3 separate regions of the Homo sapiens genome follow, and regions 2 and 3 are each linked to region 1. Evidence: chromatin contacts called from ENCODE Hi-C or POLR2A ChIA-PET data. All regions are on one chromosome and are shown on one strand. Each heading gives the region's core, a stretch centred on a gene start or an enhancer-like site at or near the end of the contact. The rest is flanking DNA. Distances are from core to core; before and after follow the strand shown.

What was found. A loop is a pair of places that touch in the nucleus more often than their neighbours do. ChIA-PET counts read pairs that join two places held with the same protein, here RNA polymerase II (POLR2A). Pooled maps may share reads with other maps.
Region 2: a loop to region 1 is called in a pooled map, with 2.9 times the contacts of the local background. The contact joins the enhancer-like site here to the promoter of GTF2IRD1 in region 1. A Hi-C loop is called at or near these places in 1 of 50 pooled maps. POLR2A ChIA-PET finds 5 or more read pairs at or near these places in 2 of 52 experiments (H1 and activated CD8-positive, alpha-beta memory T cell).
Region 3: a pooled map shows a loop between it and region 1 (4-fold over the local background). The contact joins the enhancer-like site here to the promoter of GTF2IRD1 in region 1. A Hi-C loop is called at or near these places in 8 of 50 pooled maps. POLR2A ChIA-PET finds 5 or more read pairs at or near these places in 3 of 52 experiments (SK-N-SH, WTC11 and naive thymus-derived CD8-positive, alpha-beta T cell).

What each region holds. Positions count from the first base shown.
Region 1 is chr7:74,451,042-74,455,155 of GRCh38, forward strand. It overlaps GTF2IRD1 (GTF2I repeat domain containing 1), which reads left to right and starts at 2,865. Exons shown (of 27, transcript NM_005685.4): 1 at 2,865-3,135. RefSeq lists an enhancer at 1,161-1,680 and silencers at 2,566-2,915, 3,418-3,487.
Region 2 is chr7:74,229,500-74,233,613 of GRCh38, forward strand. RFC2 (replication factor C subunit 2) reads right to left here. Exons shown (of 11, transcript NM_181471.3): 11 at 2,003-2,717. The coding sequence ends at 2,607. LAT2 (linker for activation of T cells family member 2) reads left to right here. Exons shown (of 14, transcript NM_032464.3): 14 at 1-335. Among named protein-coding and RNA genes, the nearest start is that of LAT2, 22 kb to the left of the region's middle. RefSeq lists an enhancer at 1-145. Within about 2 kb of position 1,757, at least 7 of the 41 ENCODE cell types and tissues checked have a DNase peak (open chromatin) inside an H3K27ac peak, as active enhancers do.
Region 3 is chr7:74,604,105-74,608,218 of GRCh38, forward strand. No RefSeq gene overlaps it. Among named protein-coding and RNA genes, the nearest start is that of MIR10525, 10 kb to the left of the region's middle. RefSeq lists a silencer at 2,394-2,803. Within about 2 kb of position 2,020, at least 19 of the 41 ENCODE cell types and tissues checked have a DNase peak (open chromatin) inside an H3K27ac peak, as active enhancers do.

The sequences.
Region 1 (4,114 bases), core at 1,615-4,114:
GCCAACATGGTGAAACCCTGTCTATACTAAAGATTAAAAAATAAATTAGCCCAGCGTGGTGGCGCGTGCCTGTGATCCCAGCTACTCGGCAGGCTGAGGCAGGAGAATCGCTTGAAACTGGGAGGCGGAGGTTGCAGTGAGCCGAGATCATGCCATTGCACTCCAGCTTGGGTGACAGGGCAAGGCTCCGTCTCAAAAAAAAAAAAAGAAAAGAAAAAGAGAAAGAGGCAGGGTGGGAGACGACCTGGGTCTCAGAGGGCCACACAGGAGGGTGCCTTGAGATGTCCCAGACCTCCTTACAACAGGAGGGTGGTGAAGGATGGAGGGAGCATTGGTGACTTCATTCCCAACCCTGACATGGCCCAACATCCTCTGTGGGCATGAGGGCCCCTCTGCGCCCTGCCTTGTGCTGGGCACTGCAGATGTGGCCTGCCTGGGAGGAGCTCTCAGTCTGATGGGTTTGTGGGTTTCCTATAGGAGACCTGGTCAGCCAAAGTTAACCCTCACCAAGTTCCTGGTGTGTGTCCAGAAGAGACCCCAGTGTAATTGTCTGACGGGTGTTCCTGCCGCTGCACAGGAAGAATTCACTGAGACCATGGTATTACAGCGAGAAATAGTTTTATGTTTCTTAATTTTTAAAATTTTTTAGACAGTCTTACTCTGTCGCCCAGGCTGGAGTGCAGTGGTGCGATCTTGGCTCACTGCAACCTCCGCCTCCCAGGTTCAAGCGATTCTTATGCCTCAGCCTCCTAAGCAGCTGGGATCACAGGTGCCTGCCACCACGCCCGGCTAATTTTTGTGTTTTTAGTAGAGACAGGGTTTCACCATGTTGGCCAGGCTGATCTTGAATGCCTGACCTCAAGTGATCCACCTGCCTCGGCCTCCCAAAGTGTTAGGATTACAGGCATGAGCCACCGTGCCTGGCCTAATTTTTGAAACACAGTCTCACTCTGTCACCCAGGCTGGAGTGCAGTGGCTGAATCTTGGCTCACTGCAGCCTCCACCTCCTGGGTTCCAGTGATTCTCATGCGTCAGCCTTCTGAGTAGCTGGGATTACAGGCATGCACCACCACACCCGGCTAATTTTTGTATTTTTAGTGACCAGGTTTCGCTGTGTTGGCCATGCTGGTCTTGAACTCCTGACCTCAAGCAATCCACCCACCTTCGCCTCCCAAAGTGCTGGGATTACAGGCATGAGCCACTGAGCCCAGCCAAAAGCGTCTTATTAATGCAGAGCTAGCCAAGCAGTAGGACTGGAGTTATTACTCAAATAAATCTCCCCAAGAACTCAGAGGCTAGGGTTTTTATGGATAATTTGGTGGGCAAGGGCCCAGGGAATGGGTACTGCTGATTGGTTGGAGATGAAATCACAGGGGTGTGGCAAACGGTCCTTATGCACTGAGTCGGTCTCTGAGTGGGGGCCACAGGATGGGCTGAGTCATGAGTCACACAGGTCCAGGTGAGTCAGTCGGTTGCCCGAATGCGAAAGTCTGAAAAACATCTCCAAAGACCAATCTCAGTTTCCACAATAGAGATGCTATCTATAGGAGGAAGTGGGGAACTCACAAATCTTGTGATCTCTCGCCACATGACTCCTGAGCAGTCAGATTATAAAAACGATGCGTAGGTTTTAGCAGCGTCCAGGCCCCTCCCATAATCCTAATCTCACGGCCTTTCGTTAGTTTTACAAAGGTGGTTTTGGTCTCTTGTATAAAAAGCAGGTTAGGTTTAAGGAGTAACTATTATCATCCTTGTTTCAAAGTTGAACTATAAACTAAATTCCTCCCCCGGTTAGCTTGGCCTATGCCCCGGAATGAGTGAAGACAGCCAGCGCGTGAGGCTGGAAGCAAGATGGAGTCAGCCACGCTAAACTTCTGTCACTGTCCTAATCTTTGCAAAGGCAGTTTGGCCAGGAGGCTGTGGGGAGACCTTGTGGGTTTTGCCAGGACCTGGGAGATTCTCGATCTATGTTTGGCTGTCCTTCTAAGCCAGAAGCTCCCTGGGGTTGGGGCCTGCCTGGGGTGAGTCCCTCCCTCCCTGCCATGCCCAGTCTAGCCAAGGTCTAGTTCAGGGATCAGGGCACCACGTGGGGGAAGGACTGTGTTCCTTGTGCTGAATTAGGATTTATGGCTTTGGGGCCGGATGGGAGGCGTGCGCACTGATTCAGTAGGAGCGCTGCTGTGGTGTGTGTGTGGTTGGTGGGAGCGGGGCGGGCGGGGGGCGGGGGGGCTGGTTGGGGGGACAGGGGTAAAAGCCTATCAGAGGGAGGTCCCATCAGACAAGATGGGACCAAGAGTCCAGTTGGCTCTGCTGCGACTTTCGGCCTGTCACTGCCTTCCTGCACATCTCAGGGGTGGGAGGGGGACAAAGGCTGTAAGAGTAAGAGGTACCTGGCCCAAGCCTTAGGACTAGAACCCGGGCCAGGCGGGAGTGACCAGCCGGGACACTCAGGGCCTCCGCGCGTTCCAGCTGGGTGACCTTGACCCTCCAACTTCAGCCCCCTGCGCCCGGCTGCTCTCCCAGTGGTGGTGGGGAGCGGTGGGGGTAGACGGGGGCGCGCCCAGGCTTTTCTAATCCGGCGCTGGTGGGGGAGAACCGAGGGCGCCACCGCCCCTCCCCGCAGGTCCGGGGCCGAGGGGTGCGGCGCGCTCTCCCCACCGCGGTGCCCAGGTCCCCGGGACGCAGGGGCGCTGGGTAGCAAGGGGGGTGCGCAGGGGCGCGGGGCGCGGGGCGGGCTAATCCCGTATGTAAATGGCAGCCAATGGAGGGTGGTGTTGCGCGGGGCTGGGATTAGGGCCGGGGCGAATGGCTGGCAATCTTACTGGGATTACAGAACAAAGAGCCTCCCCGCGCTCCCGCTCTCCGCTCCTCTCCCCGCGCCGCCCCGCCCTCCGCCGCAGCCCGCGCCGGGGGTGGGGGCCGCCGAGCGCCAGCCCCCCGGCCGGCCGATTCCCCCCCCGCGCCCCCTCCCCGCGCCTCCCTCCCCGCCCTCGCCGCGCCGCCGTCCTCGCCTCCCTCTGCCTCTCCTTCCCCCATTCTCCCGGATTAATTAAGGAGGCAGCGGCAGGAGGCTGAGTCCTGGCCGCGGGCCGGGGCCGGGGCGCCGCTGGCAGGAGCGCTTGGGGATCCTCCAAGGTAGGAGAAACTTTTGCGGGGGGCGGGCACCGAGGCCCTTCTCCCCTTCTCCCCCACCCCCGCCCCCGATCCCCTCCGCCTCCGGGGGGGGGGGTCCCCGCCCCTCCCCCTCTCAAGGTGTTACAGGAGCTGGGGCCGGCTTTTGGGTGCCCGGGGAGGCACGTGACTGGGATTATAATTCGGGCCCGGGGGGAGGGGAGGGACGGCCGCCCCCCACCTGCCCGGGAGGGGCCGGGAGCTGGGAGCTGTCACCCCCTCCCTCCTTGCCACCGGCTCTTCTGGAGGTGGGGGGCGTCCCGGGCCGGCGCCCGCAGGCTGCTGCAGTTGGCGAATGAGGTCAGTCGCGCTGCCCGCGGTGGCGGGCGCCGGGGTGGGAGCAGAGGGGGCTGGGAAGGCCGCGGTCCCCGCCTTTCCCCCCTCCACCTTCTCCCGGTCTGGGCCAGCCCCTGGCCCGCGCCCCCAACTCCCAGGCGGAGTCCAGTCCAGCCAGGATTGCCCCAGCAGGGTGGTTCCTGTAGTGGACCCCCCGCCCCGGCCCCGGGGAGGGGGCTGGCCTGTGTGGTGGTGGCCGCTGAATCCCGGGTGGAGGGGACTCAGAAGGTGGCAGTGGGGGGACCACAAAGGGTTCAGAGGAGTAAGTTGGGGATACTCGGTCTGTGGGTGGTCTCTGAGTTCCTGCAGATGGGTGGAGAGGACAGAGGAGGGGCCACAGGGTGCTGAACACCCACCCGCCCCATCCTAAGTACCCTGGGCATGATGGGCTTGACACCTCTCCTGGGCTCCTCACCCCTGGCCAGCAGCCAGGGAGTGAGACCCTGCCTCGCCTGGCGTGGGCCCAGGGAAGGGGGCCGCTGTGCCGCTGAGAGTTCGTTCCACCCTCCTGGCAGTGCTGGAGGGGGCTGGAGCTCTGGCGTCTGGCCTAGTGACCCTACCTCCCAGGACCAAGGTCCTGCGGTGGGAGTCTCCTGTGTCCCCATCC
Region 2 (4,114 bases), core at 507-3,006, 220 kb before region 1:
GGTGGGACCTCCCCTTTCTTTGGGCTTCAGTTCACTCAGGAAGAAATGAGGCTGTCGCCATCTTTATGTGCTTCCAGTGGAAATGTCACTTGCTACAGACAATAGTGCATGAGAGTCTAGAGAAGTAGTGACCAGAACAGGGCAGAGTAGGTCCCCTCCATGGCCCTGAATCCTCCTCTGCTCCAGGGCTGGCCTCTGCAGAGCTGATTAAACAGTGTTGTGACTGTCTCATGGGAAGAGCTGGGGCCCAGAGGGACCTTGAGTCAGAAATGTTGCCAGAAAAAGTATCTCCTCCAACCAAAACATCTCAATAAAACCATTTTAGTTGAAAAGCAGTGATTATCCTGTGTCTCCTTTCTCCTGCTTCAGGTAAAAAACCTTTTATAAAAATATAAAAATTAGCCGGGCCTGGTGGTGCATGCCTGTAGTCTCAACTACTTGGGAGGCTGAGGCAGGAAAATCACTTGAACCCAGAAGGTTGCAGTGAACTATGATTGCATCACTGCACTCCAGCCTGGGCAAGAGGGAGACCTTGTCTCAAAAAACATAACAAAACACGGCCAGGCACAGTGGCTCACGCCTGTAATCCCAGCACTTTGGGAGGCTGAGGTGGGTGGATCACGAGGTCAGGAGATCGAGACCATCCTGACTAACACAGTGAAACCCGTCTCTAATAAAAATACAAAAAAATTAGCCGGGCATGGTGGCGGGCACCTGTAGTCCCAGCTACTTGGGAGGCTGAGGCAGGAGAATGGCGTGAACCCGGGAGGCGGAGCTTGCAGTGAGCCGAGATCGCACCACTGCACTCCAGCCTGGACGAAAGAGGGAGACCTTGTCTCAAAAAACATAACCAAACACAAAAAGCCTTAAGGGAATGGCGGCCACAGCTCTTGTTTAATAAAAAGGGACCCTGAGAGCATCAGGGCTGCGGATGGGATCTTAGTTCCCAAGTCCAGCCGTCTTTCTGGGATGGCCCAGGGACTCTTCCCATGAGAAGAAATTAATGCGACAAGTTAGGAAATCAGAAGAAACATCTAGAACCCAACTGCCGCCCACCTGTTACTTCACATCCTGAAGTCCTGACTGTACAACCTCAGGGACAAGTTTCTCTTCCTTTTTTTGTAAGAGTCTCGCTCTGTCGCCCAGGCTGGAGTGCAATGGCACCATCTTGCCTCACTACAATCTCCACCTCCTGGGTTCAAGCAATTCTCCTGCCTCAGCCTCCTGAGTAGCTGGGATTACAGGCGTGCGCCACCATGCCCAGCTAATTTCGTATTTTAGTATTTCGTATTTTAGCCACCGTGCCCAAATGGGCCAGGCATGGTGGCTCACACCTGTAATGCCAGCACTTAGGAGGCTGAGGTGGGAGGATCACTTGAGGCCAGGAGTTCGAGACCAGTCCCAGCAATATAGTGAGACCTCATTTCTACAAAAAATTTAATAATTAGCTGGGTATCGTGGTACATGCCTGTAGTCCCAGCTACTCAGGAGGCTGAGGTAGGAGGATCACTTGAGCCCAAGAGGTTGAGGCTGCAGTGAGCCAAGATTGGCCCACTACACTCTAGCCTGGGCGACAGAGTGAGACCCAATCTCAAAAATCAAAACAAAACAAAAAGGGAAAAAAATAGTATCTTACCAAAAAAAAAAAAAAGGCAATTCTACAAATTAGTACGAAATTCTTTGGGGAATTCTAAAGCAAGCGCAAAGAGTATGGTCTAGAACACAGGAAGAGCATCACGGTGTTTTCCTGAGGGCTGGGCTGCATCTCTCCACTCTGCCGCCCTCTCTGAAAGGCTCGCCACCTGGCCATTCTGAGAAATCAGTCTAAATAGGAAAGACAGCAAACCCTGCCCTCGCCCTGGGGAAGTGGCGCCTTCAGGCTTCTAGAAGAACCGAGATGAGCTTGTGGGTCTACTATCTAATCGCCTTTTCTACTTGTAGGCTGCCAAGGCCCGTAGAGACAGGAAGCTGGTTTTTCTCGAGGCTTCACATGGTCACCTTATTGCCAACAAACACTGCAAGGCTTTATTAGCTAAAATGTCAACCCACACACAGATCAGAGACCGCCCTCAGCTTCTCTGCGCCTTTCCGCCCCGTCACCGCATCAATGGGGTGGAGGCCAAACTCAAACACTTGCGGGGCACAGACGTCCCAGAAGCAAACATGCAAGTCACGGGAGTTTATTTATTTAATTTTTTTCCCCAGATGGAGACTCTGTCGCCCAGGCTGGAGTGCAATGGTGTGATCTTGGCTCACTGCAACCTCCACCTCCTGGGTTCAAGCGATTCTCCTGCCACAGCCTCCCGAGTAGCTGGGATTACAGGTGCCCGCCACCACACCCAGCTAATTTTTATATTTTTAGTAAAGACAGGGTTTCCCCATGTTGGCCAGGCTGGTCTTGAACTTCTGACCTCAGGTGATCCACCTGCCTCGGCCTCCCAAAGTGTTGGGATTACAGGCGTGAGCTACCGTGCCTGGCCAGCCACTGGAGTTTAAAGGACAGTCATGTTGGCTCCAGCCTAAGGCGGCATTTTCCCCCATCAGAAAGCCGCGGCTCCTGTACCTCAGAATAGGGCACCTGTAAGTCAGTCAGTGAAGTCTCTGCTCTAACTGGCCACCGGGGCCATTGTCTTCTGACACAGCCTTGCCAGGAGGCCTGCCATCTGCAAAAGAGAGTTCACTCCTTCCGCTATTTTCATGTGAGTGTATCCAATTTCCTGAAAAACAAACCAAATTCAAATCTGGTTAATAAGTGGGGGAGTTCTTTTTTAAAATCTGAACTGAAAAAAATAAAAATAAAAACAGAAACAAACTGAACTAATGGTTTTTTCAAAATCAGCATGAGGAATTCCAACCCCAGCCGGAAAATGAATGCTAAGATGCAATGGATTATGTTTACCTAAAGTTCTATTTATTTCTTAAAAGGATGCTGATAGTTCTTTCAAAGAAACTGTTAAGAAAATGGGTGGGGCGAGGGGGGGCGGGGTGGTGGCACGGAAAGCCAGGCTAGAGGAAAATATTTATATATCTGATAAAGAACTTGCATCCAGACTGTATAAAGAATTCTCAAAAATTCAGTAATAAAGTCCAGGCGTGGTGGCTCATGCCTGTAATCCCAGTACTTTGGGAGGTCAAGGCAGGTGGATCACGAGCCCAGGAGTTCGAGATCAGCCTGACCAACATGGTAAAACCCCATCTCTACTAAAAATACAAAAATTAGCCAGGTATGGTGGCGCACGCCTGTAATCCCAGCTACTCGGGAGGCTGAGGCAGGAGAATCACTTAAACCTGGGAGGCGAAGGTTGCAGTGAGCTGAGATAGTGCCACTGCACTCCAGCCTGGGCAACAGAGCAAGACTCCATCTCAAAAATAAATAAGTAAATAAATTCAGTAATAAAAATCAAACAACCCAATTAAAAAATGGGTAGATTTAGACCTGGAGCAGTAGCTCACACCTGTAATCCCAGCATTCTGGGAGGCTGAGGCAGGAGGATCACTTGCCCAGAGTTGGGCCTGGGCAACATAGCAACACCCAAACTCTACGAAAAAAAGAAAATAAAAATGACCCAAGTGTAGTGGCACATGCCTGCAGTCCCAGCTACTCGGGAGCCTGAGGTGGGAGGATTGCTTGAGCATGGAAGGTTGAGGCTGCAGTGAACTATGATCGCACCACTGCACTCCAGCCTGGGTGACAGAGCAAGACCCTGTCTCTCAAAAACATAAAAAAGGTAGGCCAGGCGCAGTGGCTCACACCTGTAATTCTAGCACTTTGGGAGGCCGAGGCGGGAGGATCACTTGAGCCCGGGAGTTCAAGACCAGCCTTGGCAACACGGGGACACCCCGTCTCCACCAAAAATATAAAAATTGGCCGGTCTTAACATGATCTCTAAACAAAAAATACAGTACAATTAAAATAAAAAATGTAAAAATTTTAAAAAATGGGTATATATGAACAGATGTTTCATCAAAGAAGATTCTGGATGGCAAACGAGCACATGATTAAATGTTCAGCATAGTAATTAGGGAAATGCAAATTAAAGGCACAATGAGATCTCATCACATGCCTATTAGGTTATTTTGTTGTTGTTGTTATTGGTTTTTTTTTTTTTTTTTT
Region 3 (4,114 bases), core at 770-3,269, 150 kb after region 1:
TCTTCCTGCAGCCTCAAACTCCTGGGCTCAAGTAATCCTCCTGCCTCAGCCTCCAGAGTAGCTGGGACTACAGGTGTGAGCCACCACACCCAGCTAATTTTTTGATTTTTTTGTAGAGATGGGGTCTTGGGTTATGTTGCCCAGGCTGGCTGCAAATTCCTGGGCTCAAGCCATCCTCCTGCCCCAGCCTCCCAGAGTGCTGGGATTAGAGGCGTGAGCCACCATGCCCAGCCTGGGATGATTTTGGATAGAGCTCTGGATACCTGACAAGCAGAGTGATGGGGTCCCAGCTGTGTCTCAGAAAGACCACTTTAGGGGCAGGTGGGAAGTTGAAGGAAGGGACAAGACTGAAGGCAGAAAGACAAGTCACAAGAGCGTGGCAGGCGTCCAAGGCCTGGCACCCAGTCCCTGCTTATTGGGTGACACATATTTACTGAGCCCTGCCCTTCTGGCTGGGGAGGCCAAGCAGCTGAGTGTCCTAATTGGGGAGGCAGCTGCCAGGGAGTACAAAACAGAGTAGGGCTGGTGCGGTGGCTCAGGCCTGTAATCCCAGTGCTTTGGGAGGCCAAGGTGGGAGGATCGCTTGAGGCCAGGAGTTCAAGACCAGCCTAGACAACATAGTGGAACCCTTTCTCTAAAAAATGTTAATTAGCTGGGTATGGTGGTGTGTGCGTGGTCCCAGCTACTCTGGAGGCTGAGGCAGGAGGATTGTTTGAGACCAAGAGTTTGACACTGCAGTGAGCCGTGATTGCACCACTGCTCTTGAGCATGGGCAACAGAGCAAGACCCTGCCTCTGAAAAAACAAAGCGGGGGGGCCTCACCTAGTGCAGAAAGTAGGAAGAGTCCTTGAAGCTGAGGCTTGAAGAGCAAGTGAGGCTTTGGGGGGACAAAGAGAGGAGGGCTGAGGTAGGTGGGTGTTTAAGACGAGAGCGATGTGGGCAAAAACGGAGCTGGACAGGGACTGGGTACGTTCCAGGAATAAGAAGGTGTCACCAGAGCAGACACAGGGTGGCTGGAGGTGACATGTCAGGGCAGGTGTGGACTTAGTCAGGGTTCCCGAGGACGCTAAGCAGGTGTCTCCTACACATGGTGCCGGGCTGAAGTGGTGGGCAGAGGCAGACATCCAGCCTGGGTTACACCTGCCCAGCCATGCACTCTGGGACAGAGCTGCGTACTTTTTCTCACCGACCCACGTGGAAGGCCTCATAAGCCGGGCCAAGGCAATTTCCAGAAGGCAAATGAGACCCACAGCAGGAAGTACCTGGGGGAGAGCCAGGCCTAGGTCTGCATTTTGGAAGGGTGCCCCTGCCCGCTGAGAGATGTCGGAGAAGGAAGGGAGGAATACATCAGAAGACCACCTGGGAGGCTCCAACAGAAGATAGCAGTAGAGGCCAGGCGTAGTGGCTCATGCCTGTAATCCCAGCACTTTGGGAGGCTGAGGTGGGTGGATCACCTGAGGCCAGGAGTTCGAGACCAGCCTGGCCAACATGGTGAAACCCTGTCTCTACTAAAAATACAAAAATTAGCTGGGCATGGTGGTGGACACCTGTAATCCCAACTACTCTGGAGGCTGAGGCAGAAGAATCTCTTGAACCCAAGAGGCAGAGATTGGCAGTGAGCTGAGATCGCACCACTGCACTCCAGCCTGGGCAACAGAGCGAGACTCCGTCTCAAAAAAAGAGAGAGAGAGAGAGATGGCAGTGGTTTGGGCCAGGTGGAGAAAATAACTAGAGGGTCAGCCAGTCGGGTGGACGAGGGGTTCTGGAGAGTCAGGGGTCAGGGTGGTCCCAGGATCTGGCTCTAACCGTCCACCCAGGGCCCAGAATGAGGCCTGTGGCTTGGAGGGACTGAGTTCTGAATCAGCTGAGGAAATGGTCAAAACTTTAGTCCAGGGCTTCTGCCAGTCCTCAGGGTCAGTCCCATCCATGCCCAGAGCTGGGAGGAAGGCCCCATCCCAGCCTTCCAGACCACACTTCCTCCTGGAAAGACGCTAGAAACCACGTGCCTGGCACAGCCACCCCCTCTCCGCTGGTGCAAACCCCCCACCCAGTCAGCTGCCAGCCTCACCTTCCTCCCTCCCACCTCCTAGTGGCTCCCAGTGCCACCAGGCGCCTCCACTCCACCCTCAGCCCCTGCCCTGGGCCGGGCCCACTTTTTCCACTCCAGGATGGGGGCAGGAGTGACCTCCTCAACTGGCCACCACCTCCAAGCAGAAACTGCCTATGAAGTCAAGATGATCTGAAGAGTCCTTGCAGCTGCCACCTTGCCTTCAACCCTCACGTCCTGTAACCCATCCCCCACCCCCGATCCTGTGACTCTGGATTTAAAATCTGTTTTGCTTTCCTTGCACCCAGTGCAAGCATCTAGGTGCGGCGTTCCAGGCGCCTCGCAGGGGGTCGGGTCCCCAGCCTTCTGTCCCACCGTTCCGTCCCCCGGGCCCGGCCCACCTGGCGCCCCCTCCCGCCCGCCACCGCCCGCTGGCGCCTGTCGGTCGTCTAGACCCGCCGCCCCCGCTCCACCGCTCAGATCCGCGGCCAGAGCCGGAAGTGGCTCCTGCCCCGGCCGGGAGCGGCGGGGCTGAGACTGTGCCCGCGGGCACTGCCATCCCGTGCATGGAGAGGGCGCAGAGCCCGGGGGTAGGGCGGGCCGGGGAACCCGATCCTCCTTCATCCGCGCAAAGGCCCGCGAAGCTCCCAATCTGTTCTCTTTCAGGCTCACTGTGCAGATGGCGTGCAATTAAGTGGGTCGGTGCAGCAAACCCTCGTATCCTCCCGCTTCCCTAAAAGCAGAGGATTGAGCCGCTGCACTCCAGCCTGGGCAACACAGCGAGACCCTATGTCTTAAAGAAAGGGCAGAAGTGGGGACCCCTCTCCCACCCCCTTCCCCTGCTCCAAGCCAAAGCGTTTGAAGCAAGAGGTTGCCTCCTGTGAGTTTCCCCCAGTCCCTGGAGGCCTGGGCTTTGGGAGGTGTGTCCAGGCAGAGGACAGAGGTCTTGTGCAAAGGGCCGCTTTTCCCTTCGCCCACCCTGCGCCCGCCCAGCCCCTTATCCGATGGGAAAGCCTTACTGACTCTTTTCCTCGCAGAAGCGCCCAGATGCTGTTTATGCAACCTCTCCAGAATCTCAGTGTACTGTACTTTTTAAAAAGTGATTTGATTCAAAGCACTCATTCTTTAATTAAACTTCATTTAGCTGCCATCTGTCTCGGTTCGAAATGGCTTCGTGTTTTGCAACTCTAAATGAGAATTGTTATTGGATTTGTAAACACATCCCCAAAAAAATCACAAAACACTTTCAAAAGTAATAAATGAAGGACGGTTAGGAGCTGCATCTTAAACGTTCTAATTGCCGGGGAATGTATTCTGGTGGGTACACAGTCATTTTATATACAAATCATTGTACAAAAATCTGGTATCAATGAAAAGATCAAGATTATAGAAAATGCTGGAATTATATCTGACTGAAAACAGTAATAAAGCAATAATTGGCGCAGGGACGGGCCACAAAACGAGACGGGGCACCTGCTCCCCTCGGGCCACCCTCCCGCACCGCCCAGGTGCCTGGCTTGGTGCACTCAGGGGAGGGTTGGTCCTGAGCTCTCCTGGCTGGTGCTTCCAACGGCCCTGCGAGGTACCTCTTTTTAAGGAACCAAAGCGTTATTTATCTTCATTATTAATTATTACTTTTTTTTTTTCTAAAAGACAGGGTCTCGGCCGGTCGAGATGGCTCACACCTGTAATCCCAGCACTTTGGGAGGCTGAGGCGGGCGGATCACGAGGTCAAGAGTTCAAGACCAGCCTGGCCAACATAGTGAAACCCCGTCTCTACTAAAAAATACAAAAATTAGCTGGGCGTGGTGACGGATGCCTGTAATCCCAGCTACTCGGGAGGCTGAGGCAGGAGAATCGCTTGAAACCAGAAGGTGGAGGTTGCAGTGAGTGGAGATCGCACCGCTGCACACGCCAGCCTGGGCAACAGAGCAAAACTCCATCTCAAAAAAAAAAAAAAGGCCGGGTGCGGTGGCTCACACCTGTAATCCCAGCACCTTGGGAGGCCGAGGTGGGTGGATCACAAGGTCAGGAGATCAAGACCATACTGGCTAGCATGGTAAAACC